Linked DNA regions of Homo sapiens: region 2 is linked to region 1. A link is a contact called in ENCODE Hi-C or POLR2A ChIA-PET data. All regions are on one chromosome and are shown on one strand. Each heading gives the region's core, a stretch centred on a gene start or an enhancer-like site at or near the end of the contact. The rest is flanking DNA. Distances are from core to core; before and after follow the strand shown. Region 1 holds the start of APOH (apolipoprotein H). Region 2 holds the start of PRKCA-AS1 (PRKCA antisense RNA 1).

Region 1 (5,878 bases), core at 2,681-5,180:
CACACTGTGCACCCAGTTCTCATGTCCACCTGGGTTCCCTAAGTCTTTCTTTGCCTTTCATGGCTTTTGCCCTTTTGAAGATGACAGGGCAGTCATTTTGCATAACGTCCTTCAATTTGTGTGTGTACAGTGCCTTCTCATGACACAATCCAGGTTACTAAGCTTTTGGCAGGAATATCACAGAAGTGACGCTGTGTCCTTCTCATTGCATCCTCTTGGTGGAGGACATACATGCCAATTTATCCCATTAGTGGTGACATTAATTTTGATTACTTAATTAAGATGGTGTCTGCCAGGTTCTTCCCCTCTAAGTTTCTCTTTGTCTCCTTTATAATAAATAGTTATTTTATGTGGAGACATGTTTAAGGCTGTATGAACATTTCTCATCCTACTTGTATCCCCTGATTCTAGCATCAATTGATACTTCTTTGCCAGAATTAAATCGTTTCATAATTATTTCCAAATTACAATTCTCTAAGTCCAGTATTCCTCTATATTAATTGCTTGGCATTATACTCTAAGGAATAACTTTCTTATCTCTTCACATAATTGTTAATGTGTTTATTACTATCACTGTGGACTCACTGATTCCTATTTTATTCAGTGGAGTATAATCCATTACTATTATTACTTATTTGGACAAACTGTCACATATTTGACCAGAGAAAGCACCCCCCGCCCCCCGCTTTTTTTTTTTTTTTTTTTTTTTTTTTTTTTTTGAGATGGAATCTCACTCTGTCGCCCAGGCTGGAGTGCAGTGTCACGATCTTGGCTCACTGCAACCTCTGCCTCCCGGGTTCAGGTGATTCCCCTGCCTCAGCCTCCTAGCTGGCATAACAGGTACACGCCACCATGCCCTGCTAATTTTTGTATTTTTAGTAGAGACGGGATTTCACCATGTTGGCCAGGCTGGTCTCAAACTCCTGACCTCAAGTGATCCACCCACCTCGGCCTCCTGAACTGCTGGGATTACAGGCGTGAGCCACCGCACCCAGTCAAGAAAGCCACTTTCAAATGGCTTCTCTGTCCTTTGGACATGTCCCTATCATTCTCTGAGCATTACCTAAGTTGTTCAAGATGGTGTTCCAGGCTCATCTTGTACTTTTCCTTGACCCAGTTCAAGAATCAGCCAATTTTCTAAGGAGCTTTGGTGCCTTTCGATGGTGGATTGCATTTATTTATTTATTTAGATAGTGTCTCGCTCTGTTGCCTAGGCTGGAGTGCAGTGTTGCAATCTCATTGGCTCACTGCAACCCCTGCCTTCTGGGTTCAAATGATTATCTTGCCTCAGCCTCCCAAGTAGCTGGGATTACAGGCACCTGCCATCATGCCTGGCTAGGTTTTGTAGTTTTTGTAAAGACAGGGTTTCACCCTGTTGGCTAGGCTGGTCTTGAACTCCTGACCTCAAGCGATCTTTCTTTCTTCCTGAAGTGCTGGGATTACAGGCATTAGCCACCACGGCCTGGCCAAGAATTGCATTTAACAACCAATATTTAGGCACTGTGTGTGCTCATTGCTACTGGATGTACTACTGCTATTATCCTAGTGGACAGAACTAAGAATTATATGTATATTCAGGCATACATTCACACACATGTACATACCATTATATCTATATTGATTTCTGTATCTGTTTATATATACGCACAATTTGTACTGTCTCCATTTTCAATCCAACACCTCAAGGTTCATGCTAACTTTCCTTCTTTCCGCATTGTTACTTCTCTTGTTAGTGAGAAACCTGACCCCCATTATCCTCAATATATTTGCTTGTTTGCTCAATCTCCTATATGTAGCTAAGCTTGTGACACCATCACGCTGCCATCCTTACACAGATAAGCATGACTTTCCCCTTGAGGCCTTCCTTGTGACTTTTAGACTGAGTTAGGATGAAAAGAAGGAGGAAGGGAGGAAGAGAGGAAGGGAGGAAAGGAGAAAGAGAGGAAGGGAGGGAGGAAGGAAGGAAGGAAGGGAAGAAAGGAGGGAGGGAGGAAGGGAGGGAAAAAGGGAGGGGAGAAGGGAGGGAAGGAAGGAGAAGGGAGGGAGGGAAGGAAGAAGGGAGGGAGGGAAGAAGGAGGAAAGGAGTGCATAGTTTTCCAATTGAAGTATAATCAAGTAAACACACAGATCTTAAATATTTGGCTTGATGGCTTTTGAAAATTGCATGTAGCCAAGTAACAACCACCTAAAATAGAATATAAACTATTTCGACACCCCTACCCCAAGTTTCCTAATGCAAGGGAGCCCAGCCACCAGGAAACATCATTAAAAACCCTTCTCCTTGTCCTCTCTCAATATCAGGCACTCAGTTTGTAGCTGTTGCTGAAAATATTCTCGTCTCAATTTTAACCTTTTCTCAAATTTTCTTTAACTGATGCCCGACCTCTTTGGTTTCTCTCTCCTTTTCCCCTTCTACTTCAGATCTTACTATACAGAACGACTTGGCTCCTCCTGACTTCATTAGTTTTCTTTCTTCTTCATTCATCAAGGAGATTCTCCACAATAAAGCGGAACCTGGGAATTATCCAGAGAACAAGAATCTCCTTCCCCTTAGAAGGACAAATAGGGAAGGACCACTGTTATTTCACATTAGTGGCAGCACACTCTTCTTATCATGGAACACAATGTTCATTAGGATCGTAATTTAAGAATCATCTGCCTGACAGATGGAGATTTCTCAAGCTGATGTGTCTCAGGGAATTTTAGACCTCTGGATATAAACCAAGATCACCCAAATGAGAGCAAGCGGAGGTTATTTATTCAGAGCTTGCTATAGGAAGGGAGGCAGCCATTAACAGTTGTGTTTGGCAGAGACTCAAAGTCAAAGTCAGACAGAGGAGTGGGAAAGCTTTATAATAGAAAAAAGGAAAGGCTTCAGGTGTGCTCCAACGGATTGTTGGTATGGGGAGGATGGAAGGAAACTAACTAGAAGTGAGGTGTCCATGTGATTGGTTAGAGAAATATGTTTGGATTTCTCTGGTTGGCCTTAAGTTGGGCCAACTGCTATAGAGGTTGTAGGTTTGGCTTTCTAGACCTGTTGCTACAGATGTGTGGGTCAGAGTTCTGTTTTCACATATGGCCTGGCTATTGTCCATTTATATATCCTTTTTTTTTTTTTTAGAGCAAATGATGTAGAAGAGAACTAGGGAATCAAAGACAACCCCCCTTCCGAACCCTCTCAAGCAACAACATCAGCACTGGCCCATTATCTTATCCTACTCAAGTTTTTTTTTCTTCTTCGAGTCCCAAGTTGTTAATTTCAAATCAATTTTCAAATTCCTGAAACAGATCTAGAAACCTGTCTAGACAGATCCAAGACATATTAAGAATGGATGAGGAGGACTTTGTATTGATCTGACGTAAGAGAAGATAGAGAATTCAAGGATAGCTCTAAGGTCCTAACTGGAGCTATAGGAGCTTGCAAGAGAGGATGTTGAGCTCAGTTTGTAGGGAATTAAAGTTGTAAGTGCCTCCTGGAAGACATTCTTTGTAATTATACATCTGAAAACTGGAACATCATTTTAGAGAGGTGGAGACTGAGAACAGAGAGTAGGTGTTTGTCCAAAGTTTATATGCCAAGGCTGTGAGTGAAACAGGAGCTTCGATCTTTTGGTGTTCCATCTACAACATACACAAAACAAAAGATGGAGAATGAGAAGTCCAGGCAACCCCGGAAACAACAAGTTTCTGTCAAAAGCAATAATGAACTGTTTTGTGCCATTAACAAAAACGTTATGAAGACAGAAACCATCTCCCAAAGATTTCATAACAGAGCCACATAAGTGGAAAGTAAATGATTAAAGAATGTGGGTCTCAGAGTTCCATTCAAATCATGATACTTTATCTTCTATTTACAAAGATAAAAGTACACCAGAAAATGGTTAATGTTTAAGCGCTTTCATATTTGGCTCTGTCTTTTTAGCAGACGAAAACCACTTTGGTAGTGCCAGTGTGACTCATCCACAATGATTTCTCCAGTGCTCATCTTGTTCTCGAGTTTTCTCTGCCATGTTGCTATTGCAGGACGGAGTAAGTACTTTTTGCTTTTGAAAAAATAATTAATATATCCAACCCCTTCGTATATGTCAGGGATCAATAATGATAAGTAGGCCGGGCGTGCTTGCTCACATCTGTAATCTCAGCACTTTGGGAGGCCAAGGCAGGTGGATCACCTGAGGTCAGGAGTTCGAGACCAGTCTGGCCAACATGGTGAAACCCCGTCTTTATGAAAAATACAAAAATTAGCTGGGCATCATGGCCGAGGTGGGCGAATCAGTTGAGGTCAGGAATTCGAGCCCAGCCTGGGCAACATAGTGAAACCCTGTCTTTACTAAAAACACAAAAATTAGCCGGGCGTGATGGCAGGCGCCTGTAATCCCAGCCACTCGGGAGGCTGAGGCAGGAGAATTGCTTGAACCTGGGAGGCAGAGGTTGCAGTGAGCCGAGGTCCCCCCATTGCACTCCAGTCTGGGCAACAAGAGCAAAACTCAGTCAACAATAATAATAATAAGAAGAAGAATAATTAAATTCTTTTTTTTTTTTTTTGAGACAGAGTCTCGCTCTGTCGCCAGGCTGAAGTGCAGTGGTGCGATCTCGGCTCACTGCAAGCTCCGCCTCCTGGGTTCACTCCATTCTCCTGCTTCAGCTTCCCGAGTAGCTGGGACCACAGGCGCCCGCCACCACACCCGGCTAATTTTTTGTATTTTTAGTAGAGACGGGGTTTCACCGTGTTAGCCAGGTTGGTCTCTATCTCCTGACCTCGTGATCCACCCGCCTCAGCCTCCCAAAGTGCTGGGATTACAGGTGTGAGCAACTGCGCCCAGCTGATAACTAAATTCTCTTTAGAGTGGATGCTGGAGGGACTGGATTGATACTGATTCTTTAATATTGCCATGTGTAAAGCTCCTCTGTAAGATACGTAGCCAATTTAAGCCTCAGCATACTGACCTGTAAAATGGGGATAATTATAATACCTCCTTCAAATGGTTGTTGAGGGGATTAGATGAGATAGTGTATATGAGGTATTTGGCATGCAACTTGGTATGCTTATAATTGGTAACAGTACACACATTTTTCATTTGTGGGCTTAGCTGAACTTTAAAATGCAAATAGAGATTTGTTAACCATCTGCTTTGTGCCCTCTTTCAGCCTGTCCCAAGCCAGATGATTTACCATTTTCCACAGTGGTCCCGTTAAAAACATTCTATGAGCCAGGAGAAGAGATTACGTATTCCTGCAAGCCGGGCTATGTGTCCCGAGGAGGGATGAGAAAGTTTATCTGCCCTCTCACAGGACTGTGGCCCATCAACACTCTGAAATGTACACGTAAGTCAGTACCTTCTCTCACATTCTCTTCCCTCATTTGGATTCTGGGTATTTTGGAGGAATAAGCTACCTCGTCATGCTCAGAGTGCAGAGGGCCAGTAGATGCTGCAGAAAGCCAGGTTGGAGAGAAATGAGAAGGTCTTGGGGAGTTCTCTCTGTGCAAAGAGAGTAAGGGTAATAGGTGCTATTGATAGAAGAGGAGAAGATCATAGCCTGAAACTAGGGTAGGTTTAAAAATGAGATCTGGTGTGGCAAAAGGAGAAAGAAACACTACAGAAGTTAAAAGAACAGTGGAGAGGCTTTGAAATGTCAACTGATGCCAAAGAGACATTTGGAAAAACAAAATTTGGGGAATCATCATATCTTTGGACTTCACCTGAAAATGAAAGCGGACTTAATAGTTACTGAAATGAATACAAATTTCATCTACATTATGTATATATTATATTATAATGAAATACAAGAAAAGAGGTCAAATTAAAATAATAATATAACGTAAAATATATCAATCTCACTATGGCTTTACTGTAAATGGTTGCTTTTATTTATTTCT
Region 2 (5,052 bases), core at 289-2,788, 190 kb before region 1:
ACACAACCTTAAATCTTGGTTTTACTGTTTACTGTATATTATTTGGTACTTCTGGATTCAGTAGTCGGAGTAAAAACAAGTTTCTGTATTCAAACATATCTACAGAATGTCAATATAAAATATATGCATATATACATTTACTATACACATACGCGCACACACACAAGTAGGCAGTTTTCTCATAGCTTTTAGATCTGCTTAATCCACAGACATCTGCAAGCCATTCCCATCTTTTTCAGCAAGAACTGTCCTTCCTTCACACCTGCACGTCCTTCCAAATGGGGGACACAGCTTCAACAGAAGACAGTAAAACCCACGCGCACCAAAAAGTTTACAGAAATGTGTGCTGAGTGATCCTCACTGCCCATGAAGAGGTCCACGCTCAAACATGGCTAATTTGGGGAAAATAAAACAGAGAGTGTGCAACATTGCTGTGCAGATTTGTGTTTTGTATTCCTAGCATGGGAGTTACCATAGAAATAAAAGAGGTAAGTAGTTTAAGAAAAATCCCAGTTGCATGCATCCTGGGGACTGTGAACCAAAGAATGGCCTGAGCAACTCTAGGACTCTTTTTTGCCATGAAGAGAACGATATTTAAATTGGATTTCAACAGAGGAATAACTATCTCTATCAGGAAAAGTCCTGTGTTTCACCTTCCACTACCTGAGAGGCAGCCAAACAAAAGACCAAACGTGAGCCTGGGCAATGGGCAACAGGTAGCTGTCGCTTTGCAGTGACACTGGAGGCAGAGGGACCCTCCTTACCTGGGGTGGTATGCAACTGAGAAAAGAGACAGCAGGAGCTCTCTGCAGGTACATGTGATGAGTGTTTGCTCAACTGAAAATCTAAGCTTAGAGCAATTCCAGAGAGAGAATGCAAGTCTCTACAAGCAGAAATGGCCTGAAGCCATCCTTGCAGCCTAGGAATGGATGGGCCACAGAGGCAACACAGGACAGTAAGAACCAAAGATGATAATCCAGGCAAAGACAAATTCCTCTGCTGCACCTGGCTAGGGATTTCACCAGATCTTTAGGGACCAAAGTTCACACTAGCCAGACAGTTTTGTGGTATTAGGGCACCTGTATCTGTAATTATACCTAAATTGAACAATACGGTAAACTGCAGTAAACTATGCTATGGATTTAATAATTTTCAATTAATCTTTTTATTGTATTAAAAAAAAAAAAGGCCAGGCTGGGCACGGTGGCTCACACCTGTAATTCCAGCACTTTGGGAGGCCGAGGCAAATGGATCACTTGAGCTCAGGAGTTTGAGACCAGCCTGGCCAACATGGCAAAACCCCCATCTCTACCAAAAATACAAAAATTAGCTGGGCGTGGTAGGGGGCACCTGTAGTCCCAGCTGCTCAGGAGACTGAGGCAGGAGAATCACTTGAACCCAGGAGGCGGAGGTTGCAGTGAGCCGAGATCGCGCCATTGCACTCCAGCCTAGGTGACAGAGCGAGACCGCCCACCCACCCCCAACTTTTTTTGAGACAAAGGCCAGAGTTCCAGAACCTTTTCCAATACTGTGACACATGGACAGGGTAGATCTCAGACAGACAATCCACAGTGAGGTTTCTGGCACCCGGGGTGTGCAGTCCACACACAGGAACAGGATGTTTCCAGCAGGAGGAGGAAGCACAAGGTTACACAGGCTTCAGAGTCAGGCTGCCAGGGATCAAATCCCAGCACCTCCTTTTTCCTGTGATGGGGCTTGTTCAACTTCTTTGATATCTCTAAACTAGGGATAACAACAGCACCCGCTTGAGACTATTGGGTGGATTGACTGAACTCATCTATGTAAAATGCCCAGCACACAATAAGCTTCATCAGCTGTTATAATTAAGGTCAGTCCTTGAAAAGGCTTAGTGGAGTTTGGGCAGGTGGCTACACGGTGGGAGAGGATCCAGCTGTGCCTGTCAGTCCCCAGCTGCCGGCCACATGGATGCTCCCCACTCCCCTAGCCACCTCTGCCTGTGTACGCTTCTGACACTACGCTGCCTCTGCTTCCCTCTCCCTGTTCCAGCACGTCGGGCACACACGTGGAGTTGCACTAATGCCATTCCGCTGCAGCTTTCTGCATGGCCCACACCCATCTTTTCCTGGGTGTCCACTCTCAGCCAGTCAGGATGGTGGTTGCCCATCCTGCAGGGGTCCAGGACCTGTAGCCTGTGTGATAGACACCAGCAGCAGCTAGTCTATCAGCCACCTCAGTAGAGGCAGGTGACAACAGTGCAGGCTCTTTCATGATGGTAGACTTTGGAATTAGTTACAGATGAGTAAGAGAAACCCATAGTGAGGGAGGGGGTCTTACCGGTTCATTCATCCATTTAACCACCATTTACAGAATGCCCACTGTGTGCCAGTCAGTATCCAGAATTCCCAAAGAGGCACCTAACGAATGGGAATGCATGCAGCCTGACAGTGTGGGTGGCTTGTCACTTACAGCAGCCTCCTGCCCAGGTTTCTTTAAGCCTTTCAAGGACTGACCTTAATTATAACAACAGCTGATGAGTGCTTATGTGCCAGGCATTTTATATGGACGGATTCATTCAGTCCACCCAACAAGTTTGAGCAGGCACTGTTGTTATCCCCATTTCACAGATGAGGAAGCAGACGCAAAAAAGGCAACCAGGCAAAGTCCCTATCGCCCAACCTACCCAGAAACCAACAGACCCCAGGGCACTTCGAGCTGGAAAGGGCTAGAAAGCTTACCACTTTTTTTTCTTTGAAGCTGAACACTTCTTTGAACGCTTTCTCTAACATCGATTTAAGGATATCTTTGATCTTTGTGGAAACAAAGAAGAATGCTTTAAGACTGCGCTTAGAAATCTGGCCGTTTGGTTTTAAGGTCATTGGCCTCTGCCTACCGTGCTCCTGAATGAATAGCTCAGGACTTCCAGGGCTACCTTTGGGCCAAAAGTTAATAATTTACAGCTGAGCAAGTGTAGGTAAACTGCCACTTTACAGCAAGCTTCTAATCCCTCACTGATCACTTTGAAAATTACAAAGGACATTCACTTCAAGTGTGAGCCAATTCAGAATCAACCTCATGCTAATTTGATATAAGCTGTTCACTGAGGGAAAAAGTCCAAAGGAGGTTCTAACTTATTTTCTAAATGGACATCGTATCAAAATTAAAAATTCAATGACAGCATCTTTTAGCTCAATCATAGTTAAGTATATAATACTGCTGAATTTAAAGTCAGCAGAGATTATCTAGACTTTACTATGAAATATAGACAAGCTGTGCTTTTAAAAGGTTTATTTAAATTACTGATTATAAAAGTAATCCAAGCCCATTTGTGAAAATTTGGAAAATGTGGAAGAGTATAAAGAAAAAAAAAACTACTCATTCTATGAGCACCGAGAGATAAACGTTATCATGTTGGCGCACTTCCTTCTGGCCTTTTTCTCCAGGTACATTTAAGTATATTTTCATTCTGGTCTATTTATAGGCATTTGTACCTTGCCACTCTTCTTAACATCATGTCACTAAACTAGTCTTTAAAAACAATTTCTAGTGGCTTCATAGTATGTCTTACTATGAAGTAAGTCTCCTGGCATATAGTACATGCAGGAAGACCACAAGATATCAAACCAGCCCCTGACTTTTTCTATTTTCTCCAGTACAGTACACCTGGCGTTCACCAGACTATAACATCTGCTTGAATCACATTGTCACACACAAACAGAAACCAAGCAGAGTTAGTAGCAAAAGTCCTAAAAGGTTAGATCCACTGCCAAGCTGGTCATACCATATAAGACAAGCAAAAACATCCTTGGTTATACACATGTGAAGCAAAGTATGATGCTGTGTAATAAGAAATATGTATTTGGCCTCTGGTTGTATTCATCTGTTCTCTCATTGCTATAAGGAAATACCTGAGACTGGGTAATTTATACAGAAAAGAGGTTTAATTGCTTCACAGTTCCACAGGCCGTACAGGAAGCATGGTGACACGTTTCTGGGGAGGCCTCAGGGAACTTACAATCATGGCAGAAGGCAAAGCGGGAGGGAGGCATTTTCCATGGCAGAAGCAGGAGGAAGAAAGAGGGAGCAGGGAGGTGCTACACACTTTTAAACGACCAGATCTCGTGAGAACTCACTCACAGCACCAAGGTGATGGGGCTAAACCATTCCTGAAGGATCCACCCCCATGATCTAATCACCTCTCACCAAACCCCACCTCCAACACTGGGGATCACAATTCCTATGAGATGTGGGTGGGGATGCAGATCCAAACCATATCACTGGTATACATTTAGTTCCTGATGTAGAGCTCCTGAAACCCTTATAAATAGATAGGGAAATTACGTCCCTATCTATTTATATGCATCTTTCGTTCTCATATTTAATCTTTTTTTTTTTTTTTTGAGATGCAGTCTCACTCTGTCACCCAGACTGGAGAGCAGTGGTGCAATCCTGGCTCACTGCAACCTCTGCCTCCTGGTTCAAGCGATTCTCCTGCCTCAGCCTCCCCAGTAGCTGAGATTACAGGTGCCTGCCACCATGCTCAGCTAATTTTTGTATTTTTAGTAGAGACGGGGTATTGCCATGTTGGCAAGGCTGACCTCGAACTCCTGACCTCTAGTGATCTGCCTGCCTTGGCCTCCCAAAATGCTGGGATTACTGACGTGAACCACCACACCCAGCCCTGATACTTAATCTTTGACCCCAGTTCCTAACACAGAGCTCATAAGAGCTCTGTAATTTCCTGAGAGACCGGAGTGTCTGACACAGAGCTGCAAAATCTTTTGGAATCTGTTGGGTAATGGGAGCTTCTTTTGTTCTAATGAGGCGACACTTGGTGGGCTCCTCAATAGTCTCCTGATGCGTAGGTGGCTGGTTGCCAGGAAAATCATCTGATTAGAGGCTGAAACTCTCAACCCCACCCTCTGACCTCTGGGGAAGGGAGAGAGGCTGCGGGTTGAATTGATCACCAATGGTCAATGATGTAATCAATCATGTCTACATAACAGACAAGCTCCTGGTTGCTGAGGTGCCAGGAGGCTGGCACATCTGGAAAGGGCATGGATACTCCACCCC

What was found. A loop is a pair of places that touch in the nucleus more often than their neighbours do. ChIA-PET counts read pairs that join two places held with the same protein, here RNA polymerase II (POLR2A).
Region 2: a loop to region 1 is called in a map of HepG2, with 2.8 times the contacts of the local background. The contact joins the promoter of PRKCA-AS1 here to the promoter of APOH in region 1. A Hi-C loop is called at or near these places in 2 of 168 maps with a recorded cell type or tissue (HepG2 and endothelial cell of hepatic sinusoid). POLR2A ChIA-PET finds 5 or more read pairs at or near these places in 2 of 52 experiments (HEK293 and HepG2).

Annotation. Positions count from the first base shown.
Region 1 is chr17:66,227,467-66,233,344 of GRCh38, reverse strand. APOH (apolipoprotein H) reads left to right here and starts at 3,930. Exons shown (of 8, transcript NM_000042.3): 1 at 3,930-4,029; 2 at 5,149-5,325. The coding sequence starts at 3,966. RefSeq lists a silencer at 1-294.
Region 2 is chr17:66,413,340-66,418,391 of GRCh38, reverse strand. It overlaps PRKCA-AS1 (PRKCA antisense RNA 1), which reads left to right and starts at 1,538. Exons shown (of 4, transcript NR_110822.1): 1 at 1,538-1,849; 2 at 2,607-3,422. All of the region lies in intron 2 of PRKCA (protein kinase C alpha), which reads right to left. RefSeq lists enhancers at 1,552-2,051, 4,027-4,321.